Linked DNA regions of Homo sapiens: region 1 is linked to region 2. Evidence: read pairs that join two places in POLR2A ChIA-PET (ENCODE). Cell type or tissue: B cell. All regions are shown on one strand. Each heading gives the region's core, and the rest is flanking DNA. Links, peaks and the distances in the headings are about the cores only.

Evidence for each region. Peaks named below come from ENCODE experiments on the same cell type or tissue, not always from the same donor. Only the 100,000 strongest peaks of a DNase experiment are listed, where the experiment ranks them.
Region 1: POLR2A ChIA-PET joins it to region 2 with 6 read pairs; 2 of 35 experiments call an interaction of 5 or more read pairs at or near these places.

Annotation. Positions count from the first base shown.
Region 1 is chr2:12,490,392-12,495,784 of GRCh38, forward strand. The region is part of intron 4 of MIR3681HG (MIR3681 host gene); the gene reads left to right. It overlaps LOC107985853 (a long non-coding RNA gene), which reads left to right. Exons shown (of 3, transcript XR_001739290.3): 3 at 1-936. Among named protein-coding and RNA genes, the nearest start is that of TRIB2, 220 kb to the right of the region's middle. In B cell, for the core only: no CTCF peak of the experiment used is centred there; no DNase peak of the experiment used is centred there.
Region 2 is chr2:12,586,006-12,591,398 of GRCh38, forward strand. No RefSeq gene overlaps it. Among named protein-coding and RNA genes, the nearest start is that of TRIB2, 130 kb to the right of the region's middle. In B cell, for the core only: no CTCF peak of the experiment used is centred there; a DNase peak (open chromatin) is centred at 2,256; H3K4me3 peaks cover 501 bases.

The DNA.
Region 1 (5,393 bases), core at 116-5,115, 96 kb before region 2:
GGATTACAGGCACCTGCCACCATGCCCGGCTAATTTTTTTTTTTTTTTTTAGTAGAGATAGGTCTTGCCATGTTGGCCAGGCCAGTCTCAAACTCCTGACCTTTAGTGATCCAAACTGCTGGGATTACAAGTGTGAGCCACTGCGCCTGGCCATAACGTTGACTTTTTTTTTTAATATGCCACATTCAAATATTTATCTTGATTTCTGAGTTTTTGGCATACTTAAAATTCACACCCAAGACAAATGTTTTACTTACCTCACTCTAATGCCAATCCTGCCCTTAAGGGACTTCAAAGGGAACTCCTCCCACTTCTCTCCTCCTCCTCTGAGCTCCCTTTCCTCAAAGAGCATCCAGTCCAATGGGGACGTGAACACATCAACACTCAACTCCATTATATCACATGGTAAGGTGAATGAATACAACAAAAATAGGCGTAACTGAAGTGCAGGTGTAAGCTGAGAAGGGCAGGGCTAAACACGACTGTACATTTGGGAAGCCTGGAGGCAGAATGAGGCAATGGTAAAGGCCCTGAAAGATAAGTAGATTTCTAATAAATAAAGAAGTGTAAAATGCATTCTGAGCAGAAGCCGTAGATGAACAAAAGCTTAGAGGCATTGTGTTAAGTGAAATAAGCCAGACACAGAGAGACAAATATCGCACGGTCTCATTGAAACGTGGAATCAAAAACACTCAAACTCGCAGGAACAGAGCAGAATGGTGATTTCCTGGGGCTGATGGGGGTTGATGAGAGATGGTCAAAGAGTACCAAGTTTCTTTTATGCAAGATAAGTAAGTTCTGGAGGTCTACTATACGGCAGTACCCACAGTTAACGATACTGTTTGTATACTTACTCTATGTTAAGAAGGTAGATCTTTTATTAAGTGTTCTTAGCTCAGAAAATGAAACAAAGAAAATCCAATAATAATAATGATAGAAGGGGTGGGAGGAAACACTTGGGAGGTGATGGCTAGGTTTGTGGCCTTGATGGTGATGGTTTTGCGGTTGTACATTTACCCCAAATGCATTGAGATGGATACATTAAATATGTATAGCTTTTTATAAGGCAATCATACCTTAATAAGAGATTTTTAAAAGGAAAAACTTTAGTGAGAGAAAAACATTCATGTGAGTGCAGGGTCTGGAAAGGCCCTTTCATGGATGTGGAGAGCGTGCAGGACAAGGGTGCTCTGCTTGGTTGACAGGTGCCGGACTGGCCTGGCCAGGATAGAGAGGCAGAGTCCAGGTTTCTTGGAGAGACTTCACAGACCAGAGCTGGTTCTGTCAGATGTGAGTCCTTGTCAGGAAAGGAGCAGGCTCCTCCCTAAGCTCTGCATAGCAGCCCCTCTGTAGGCCCCAAGTGGTAGTACCCCCCACCATGCTGGCACCTCTGTCTCCTGAGAGCCCCTTCTGTGGTCAGGAGCTGCCTACCAGACCCCAGGCAGCAAACTCAGGACGAGGAGAAAGTTCTCTTCTCAGCATGTTACTACCAGGAATGGAGCTTTCTAAAGAATGTGTCTTTGTCCAGTCTATCATTGTTGGACATTTGGGTTGGTTCCAAGTCTTTGCTATTGTGAATAATGCCGCAATAAACATACGTGTGCATGTGTCTTTATAGCAGCATGATTTCTAGTCCTTTGGGTATATACCCAGTAATGGGATGGCTGGGTCAAATGGTATTTCCAGTTCTAGATCCCTGAGGAATCGCCACACTGACTTCCACAATGGTTGAACCAGGTTACAGTCCCACCAACAGTGTAAAAGTGTTCCTATTTCTCCACATCCTCTCCAGCACCTGTTGTTTCCTGACTTTTTAATGATTGCCATTCTAACTGGTGTGAGATGATATCTCATAGTGGTTTTGATTTGCATTTCTCTGATGGCCAGTGATGATGAGCATTTTTTCATGTGTTTTTTGGCTGCATAAATGTCTTCTTTTGAGAAGTGTCTGTTCATGTCCTTCACCCACTTTTTGATGGGGTTGTTTGTTTTTTTCTTGTAAATTTGTTTGAGTTCATTGTAGATTCTGGATATTAGCCCTTTGTCAGATGAGTAGGTTGCGAAAATTTTCTCCCATGTTGTAGGTTGCCTGTTCACTCTGATGGTAGTTTCTTTTGCTGTGCAGAAGCTCTTTAGTTTAATTAGATCCCATTTGTCAGAAAATGTGGCACATATACACCATGGAATACTATGCAGCCATAAAAAATGATGAGTTCATGTCCTTTGTAGGGACATGGATGAAATTGGAAATCATCATTCTCAGTAAACTATCGCAAGAACAAAAAACCAAACACCGCATATTCTCACTCATAGGTGGGAATTGAACAATGAGATCACATGGACACATGAAGGGGAATATCACACTCTGGGGACTGTGGTGGGGTGGGGGGAGCGGGGAGGGATAGCATTGGGAGATATACCTAATGCTAGATGACGAGTTAGTGGGTGCAGCGCACCAGCATGGCACATGTCTACATATGTAACTAACCTGCACAATGTGCACATGTACCCTAAAACTTAAAGTATAATAAAAAAAAAAAAAAAGAAAGAAAAAAAAAAAAAAGAATGTGTCTTTGGATGGCCTTCTGGGGAAACCGGAATGTGGTGGGATGCCAGTTAGAAGAAGACAAGAGCTCCTAGCCCTAAGACGCCTTGTATGGGGCCGCCTTGCGAGGGTGGAACCCGCCCTTGTAGCCCGGGGAGAACAGGCTCTTTGAGGCCTCTGCTTCCTCCCTTGCCCAGTGCTATGCTGTAATCAGGAGATGAGTGTGCTCCCCTTTCAAGCTTCTGATGAGTAACAGGACCAAGGCAACACGGGAAGTCAGGGTGGGGATGGGAGGTACTTTGGCTTTCCTCGCCAATGCCTGGGACCTTTCCTCTCTGAGGGGTTTGGCTGATAGGCTCTTCACTCCACGCTTGGCCTCCTTCCCTGTCACACCAGGTGGCTTTCAGAAAACACATTCCACATCATTCTTATCTCTTGTGTGAGTCGGGCTGCCTCCTCCTCTGCACTCCCCAATAGTTCTAGTGTTGGCTCAGAGGCTCTGCTCCCTTCTCCCTGTAGGGACAGCTCACCCATGCACTGAGAGGGAGAGGGACTAAATGTTTATGAGTATCTTTCTGTGTTGGGCACAGAGCTACAGTCTCTCTCATGTGCGTCTTCTTAAATCACATCAATACTGAACAGTGGTGGGTTTAATTTATGTATTTATTTTTTTACAAATAAAGAGGCAGAGACTTGTTGAGGTCACATAATTTGTGCAAGGTGATCCAGTAAGACTCAGATTGTCTGGCTGCTGAACCAGCACCTTTTCTTCCATAAAGTGGGACTTTATTCTTGAGGTCACAAGGCCTTTCCTGGAGAGAAACTGAGGCGTGTAAGAGGAGGAGAAAACATATCTGAAGAAAATGTCAACTGCTCTGAGAGAAGATTCTTTCAGCTGAAGCCATTAGTTCATTCAGATCATATGTACAGAGAGTCTCCTAGCACTGGCCAGGCTGCTGCCCTCATCCACCAAACCTCCCCACTTGACAGGCTCAGCCTTCAAGGAGTACTTGAAAGTGAATTCTTCTGTGTTGTCTTCCCTGACACTGCCCCAAATTGAGGCAAAGTCATGGCTTCCTCCTCTCAGCTCCCAAAACAAGTTGCATACACTTTGCACTATGGTTTTTAATGTTAATTTAACTATGTTCTGTCTTCTAAAAATGAGAGACAAAAGGTGGGAGAAAGAGAGAGAGTGTGCGTTAATGTTATGTGTCAATATGATTAGGTAACACAGTACCCAGATATTATTTGGTTAAATATCATTCTGGGTGTGTCTGTGAGGGTGTTTCTGGATGAGATGAATTCATAGACTGAGTAAAGCACAATGCCCTTCTTCATATGAGTGGGTCTCATACAATCAACTGAAGGCCTGGATAGAACATGAAAGGGGAATAAGAAAGATCACCTCCCTCTGCCTGACTCCGAGTTGCCACATTGGTCTTCTGCCTTTGGACTCAGGCTCAGACTGGAACTTATATCGTTAGCTTGTCTGGTTCTCTGGCATTTGGACTCAGACTAAAATTATACCATTGGCTTTCCTGGGTCCAGAGAGATCGATCCATTAATATATAAGTATATAGGATACTATTACTAATAGGATATATATTTTACATATATACACACACATATATATATAGTATGTATATCTATTAGTATATAGAATACTATTACTAATGGATAAAAATTAGAAATAAAAGATATATTTTTATATATTTATGGATATATATTATAATGGATCCATTACAATATTTATAATATATACCCAATAGTAATAGTATTCTATATACTAATGGATATACATATATAATATATATCCATTATTTAATAGATACAACATAACTCTGCATTTAGGAAGGTTCCATATATCTATATCTACATGTAGATATACTACATATACACTATATATACATATATGGTATTCTATATACTAATGGATATCCATATATAATATATAATGGGTATATATTCTTTCTATATTCATATATGCTATATAATGGATATATATTCATTACTATATAGATTATACTATCTATTATATACTATATACTATATATGATATACATACATATAAAAAACGGAAATACATATCTGTAATATATATATATATAATGGAAATATATATCCATAATACATATATAATGAATATATATTCTATAGTATTCTAGATACTATTGCTAATATGATATATATATTTTATATATATCCATTAGTATATAGAATATGATTACTAATAGTACATAAGTATAGAAAACTATTAGTATATAGAATAATATTACTATTGGGACATATATATGTAATAGTAGTTCTATTTTTCTGGACAACAGAGAGAGAGAGAAAGAGAGAGAGAGAGAGAGAGAATGGGATAAATGAAGAGGGAGCAGCGGGAGACACTCCCCCACTGTTTCAGTCAGTGAGCGCGTGTCCTAGGTGGAAAATGAGACTCTGCAGTTCTGTCTGTGGGTATGAGTGGCTGCTGCCTCGAGAGGCCAAGCCCCTCACCTCACCACGAATCCTTCTAGGTCCATTGCTTTCTCACAACCTGGATCCTGGAATCAATGTAACGGCTTCACTGGGGGTTCAACTAAAGAAGGGATAACCTAGGGTCATTTTGACTCTATGTGACTTTCATTTCATCTGCATCATTTAAGAATATTGTCTTTGTGTGTAATGTGGTTCCACTATGTGTTTTTGTACATGGGTGTGCATGTGTGTGTATAACAGGAAGTAATGGGTACATATGTGACTCACTGGAATTTTTTGCCTTGACACCAAAAGCAATGTCGTTTCCTCAGTTTCCTGAGTTTACTTACAAGCAGGTTATATGAGTGACAACTTTTCTAAGATAGCT
Region 2 (5,393 bases), core at 246-5,245:
GCCTAATCTGGTACATCCCTGTTTTTATATTGCCCATGAGCTAAGAATAACTTTTACATTTTTAAATGGTTGAAAAAAAAACCCAAAGAAGAATAAAATTTTGTGGCATACGGAACTTATATGAAATTCAAATTTCAATGTCATGCATAAAGTTGGATTGGAACACAGTGCCACTCCCCCATCCATTTACATATTATCTATAGCTGATTTCTGGATCCAAAGGCGGAATATTTGGAATAGAGATCATATAGCTCACAGAGCTAGAAATATTAACTATTTGACCCTTTAGAAAGAAGATTTGCCAACTTCTAATGCAGAGGACTTATTAACTAGAGAAACATGTTCTCAAAAGTGACATTTCTTTTTTTCTTTTTTCCTTTAGTGCGGTTGTGTTATTAACTTGAAATGCAGTTTGGTTACTTTGTTTCTGTTCGCATTCCATGTGGAGTTTTTTTCTTCCGTTCTTATTAATTATATTTGCGTATGCAAAATATTAATATAGTTCTAAAAGTCAGATCTAGTAGGTTCTTGAAAACTGGACTTCAAGCTAAATGATGTATAATGAAACCAACTTTACCACAGGCTAATTGATATAAATAGGACTTAAGTTCCTGCAGCATATTTCTAATCACAAAAACATCATCAAACTTCTAAATAAAGAGCAAAACACTTCTAATATTAAACATTGAAATTAATATGAGCTATGCACATATTTAAGAAAGATGAATAAAAACAAGTAATAGTGCTCAATAAATACGTGTGTCTTCATTCTGCTATCTTATAGAAGCATAGTTAAGAAATATACAACAACTAGAAGTCAGTCTTGGGGTGCATTAGTTGTATATAACAAATGTACACAGATTTGGTAACTTAAAACAACACAGATTTCTTATCTTACAGCTTCCGTGAGTCAGAAGTCCAGGTACAGCGTAACTAGGTTCTCTGCTCAGACAATCAAGGTGTCTACTAGGACTGTGAACTCATCTGAGGCTTGGCATTTTCTTCCAAGCTCACTGTTAGTTTGCAGAATTCAACTCCTTGTAGTTGTGAGACAGAACTCCTGAGGTTCTAGAAGACACCTGTCATTCTCTGTCATGTGGCTCTTTCCACAACAAGGCACCTGTTTTAAATGGCTCGCCTGATTATATCAGACTCACTCAGGATAATCTCTCTTAGACTACCTCAAAGTCAATTAATTAGGGCCCTTAATTACATTTTCAAAATCTTTTCACCTTTGATGTATAACTGATCTAGTTACAGAAGAGATACCCTTCCTATTGCTCCTACACTCAAGGGGTAAGTATTGTACAAGGATGTGGGCCATTGGGGGTCACTTTAGAAGTCTGCCTGCTGCATGGGCTCTTCCCTCATTGTGTGCCTCCTCGGGCTTGCATGCTATCTAGAGGACCCAATCATCCCACAGAAGAATGATGTCAGCAGGAAAGGCCGGGAGTAGAGTGTATGTGCACTGTGTAGCCTGTGAGTAGACCTGGTTGGCTTTGTGACCTCAAGTAAGTCATTTCAAGTATATTTGCTTTTCCTATTGGGAGTCAATTCTCCATTGGGTTTTCCCATTTCTGAAGGTATTGCAAGCAGAAGCACTAAAAGATAACTATATTTTCAAGGATGTTTGTATAGCAAGAAGCCTTGGAAGATATAGATAGCATCATCCTCCAGAGTAGAGGGTAAGTTTGTTAAGTGCCAGGTAAAAGAAAGATAATGTCTTCCTTCTGGGAAAAAATTCCCACAAGTTTGCTTGCAATCTAGTATAAAAGATTTGAGTTCATGAGATTGGAGTTCCTCATTTGTGATGCACACCTGTGCATGCAGCATTCACCTGAGTCCACTTTTGTGTTGCCTCCATTAGAAGTTGGAACAAGGCGAACCAATGCAACCATGAAGTTTATGCTGCTGTCTGTGTTGTAAACAATGGTCCTTTGTCTCTGGTCCAGGAGTCTCATTTCTTCTGCCGGCACTCATGAACCTGCAATAGCTAACTTGCCTGGTTGCAAAGAAAAGAAAATCTCAGATATTCCATGGTTCTTAACATTTCCCCATAGTACCTTTATATGAGGGGTGCTTCCAACTTCACTTGCTTAACACCATGACCTATGGTCCTTCTAACTCACCCTCTAGTATCACTTCCTCCTTGGAAAGTTTCTTAACTCATCCCCTTTCTTCTAGAAAAAGTCATTCACACTCTCTTCCACACAGTACTTCCTCCTTCCTCCTTAACCACAGTTTCACTTTCCAGTTTCACTTTTCAGTTACCTATGGTTAACTGCAGTCTGGAAACATTAAATGGAAAATCTCAGAAAGAAATCATGTTGTAAATTGTGTGCCATTGTGAGTAGCATGATGAAACCTTGTGCTGCCTTGCTCTCTCCTGCCCAGCACTTGATTCATCCCTCTGTCCAATGTATCCACACTGCGTATGCTCCCGGCCTGTGAGTCACTCAGTAGCCATCCCAGCTCTCAGAATCACTGTCCTGGTATTGCAGTACTTGTGTGCAGGAAACCTTGTTTCGCTTAATAATGGCCTCAGAGTGCAACAATAGTGAAACTGGCATATTGTGATCAAGGTTCTATTTTATTATTGTTGTTAATCTCTTACTGTGCCTAATTTATGAGCTAAACTTTATCATAGGTATGTATGTACAGAAAAAAGTGTAGTATGTATAGGGTTCAGTACCATTTGCAGTTTCAGGCATCCAGTGGGGGTCTTAGAACATATTCCATAGAACATATTCCCCACGGAAATGGAGGGACTACTGTATTACCCTTCCACTTATGCCATAAAGGTCAGATTAAAAGGAAAACTGTCTTCCCCAAAACTACACATCATTTTGAGAATAAGGAATTGCAACATATCTAGTTCTATATAAAATCTACTATAGAGGACTTTCCCAAATATTTTACTTTTCAAATCAGATTAGTATTTGGAGAAGAGACATTAACATGAAGCAACCTCAGTAAACATTGGTATTGGATCTCCATAGAAGTCTCTTAACGGGATTATTAACAAAGGGGGCAAAGAAATGTAATTTAGGTGTAATTATTTCTCTGGGGATTGGGAGTTGGTGATGACCTCCCAAGTTCATTTCTTGCACGTTGTCACAAACAAGGATATCAAAACCACTTTAGGAACGCAATTGGGTAAGAGATGTATGTTGCAAAGATCATGAATAGTAAATAGAAACTTGTGACTTGGGAAAAAACTTCCAGTGACAACCTTTTATAAAGATTCAAGAAGATCTGCCTCTCAAACCTAAATAAAGATTAGGCGCACTAGGTGACTCAAAGAGCGCTTTGATTGACAAGGAAGACATGATACTGAGGAGACAGGATGAGTTCAAATAAACTTGCATCAGGAAATGAGCAGAGAAAAATTAACATACTTTACACATGATTGAATGTTAAATGTGTAGCTATTTTGAAAGGTAGATATTTTATTATTTGGCTACCTTAGTTATTTGTAGAGACATTGTGTGTGTGTGTGTGTGTGTGTGTGATCCTATTTTGCACTTCCTGACAAGGAACCTGTGGCTGTCGTTATATTCACAGCTCTGCTGTATTCGGTGGTAGTTAGTAAACGTTCCCTGCATCTTGCACGTGATAGACAGTCTCCACTTCTGAATGAGATGAAGTTAGAGATCATTGTATCCTCAACATTTTGCATCCTATTTGACACACGGTGGTCAGAAAAATTCATGTTGAAAATTAAATTTTTCACCTGAGACATCAATTTTCATCTCTATAAAATAAGGTGATTTGAGCAACCAATCTCCACTGTCCTTCTGGGCTCAGAGGTTCCAAGAGTCCTTCATCTAGAAGCTGCTGGAAATCAGTGCTGTAACTGGCTGCAAATTCCTGTGAGAAGACTTCGTGGAAGTCTCCCCTCAGAGGCCTAATCAAGAAAGCCTTCTAGGGCTGAAAGCCACCTTTGTGACACTGCCCCACCTCCCCCCCTTGCAAAGGGGCCAGGGTTTCTGTGGGAAGAAGGGAAGCTCATGCTTTATGGCATGTTTTGCTAATGTGACAATCAAAGGCCTTCCAGGTGTTAATGGTGGCAACGGTGCAGAAAGCCCAGAGTGACATAATTCGGTTCTGGCTTGTGTTGGTCTGATTGCCTTTTTTGGCATCAGCTAACTCTCAGTTTCCTTTCACCTTTTGGTTGAAATGAACCGAGTGAGCTGAGGCGAAGTTTCCTAGGATTAGGATGTAAACCTGATCTTCCTGTACCCCAGATCCCAGGGCTGGAAATCAGCTGGCTGAGGAGAGGGAGGTGGAGAGGTGGGCAACTACTCACCCCATGGAAGCCACAGCTCTCACCATGTTTAAGAGAGACTGGAGAAGAAAACAAGGTCCACAGAGTCTCCTAATTACAAACAAGGGCCTGTCTCTTCTCATCCACATTAATTAATGCTGTTGCCTGGCTTTGCTTGTACAGAAGCTGAGTGGCTTATTCCGCCTTGCTCATGAAATTCTCAAGTCAAAGCATTCTGCTCGGCTGGCCATGGTGCCTGGCAGCATGGGGACAGACCTTCCCAATTATCACCTCCAGAATAAACCTATTCAGTTCTCTGCAAAAACAAATGACATCAGCAACAATAACCACGCAATCACACTGGCATTTACTTCTACCTGAAATGCATTCCCTGTAATTCAAAACAACCTAGTACAGTGGGCAGGAAAGGTGTTGCTATTTGCACTGGCGAAATGAGAACATGAAGGCCCGGGGGAGCAAAGCAACCTCCTGGGGATAATAAAGTGCATCAGGCAGACTGGATCCTGGTCCTTGGTCTTAAACTCTCAGAAGGAGTAGACTTTCTTATGAAAACCACTTCACTTGAAGTCACCCCAGAACTGAATTTTCCTCACTTTTTCTCAGCCCGTGGTATGGGAAGAGTAAGGTGTTGGGAATGGGTTAGCTATATTTAAACACTAATTCCATGGTTTACTAACTGTGTTATTTAGCATCTCATAAGGACAGTTAATTTATCTATAAAATGATCATAATAATGCTTTTCTCATGGGATTTCTGGATTATATAAATGCAAAAATATAAGTACTTTTAGATACTTAACAAATATATGAGTTCCTTTTTCCTTTCTTTAAGGGACACAGTCCTTCACCATCAGCAATTTTATTTACAGATCTCTCAAATGGCAGGGCTACAGAGAAACATATGAAAAATAATATATTAAGCTATGGGATTAAACATATCATGGAGGGTGCCATGGTAGGGAGGACTTCATATTTTTGAGTTTTCAGTCCCATCACCAAAAAGGATAGATAGGCCCCTCTCTTACCACATGCCAGCTTCTCTTTGGCTGTCAATCTGCAGTTCCATATTGCAGCCTCACTTGTCAGAGATTAGGGCCTCAGACACC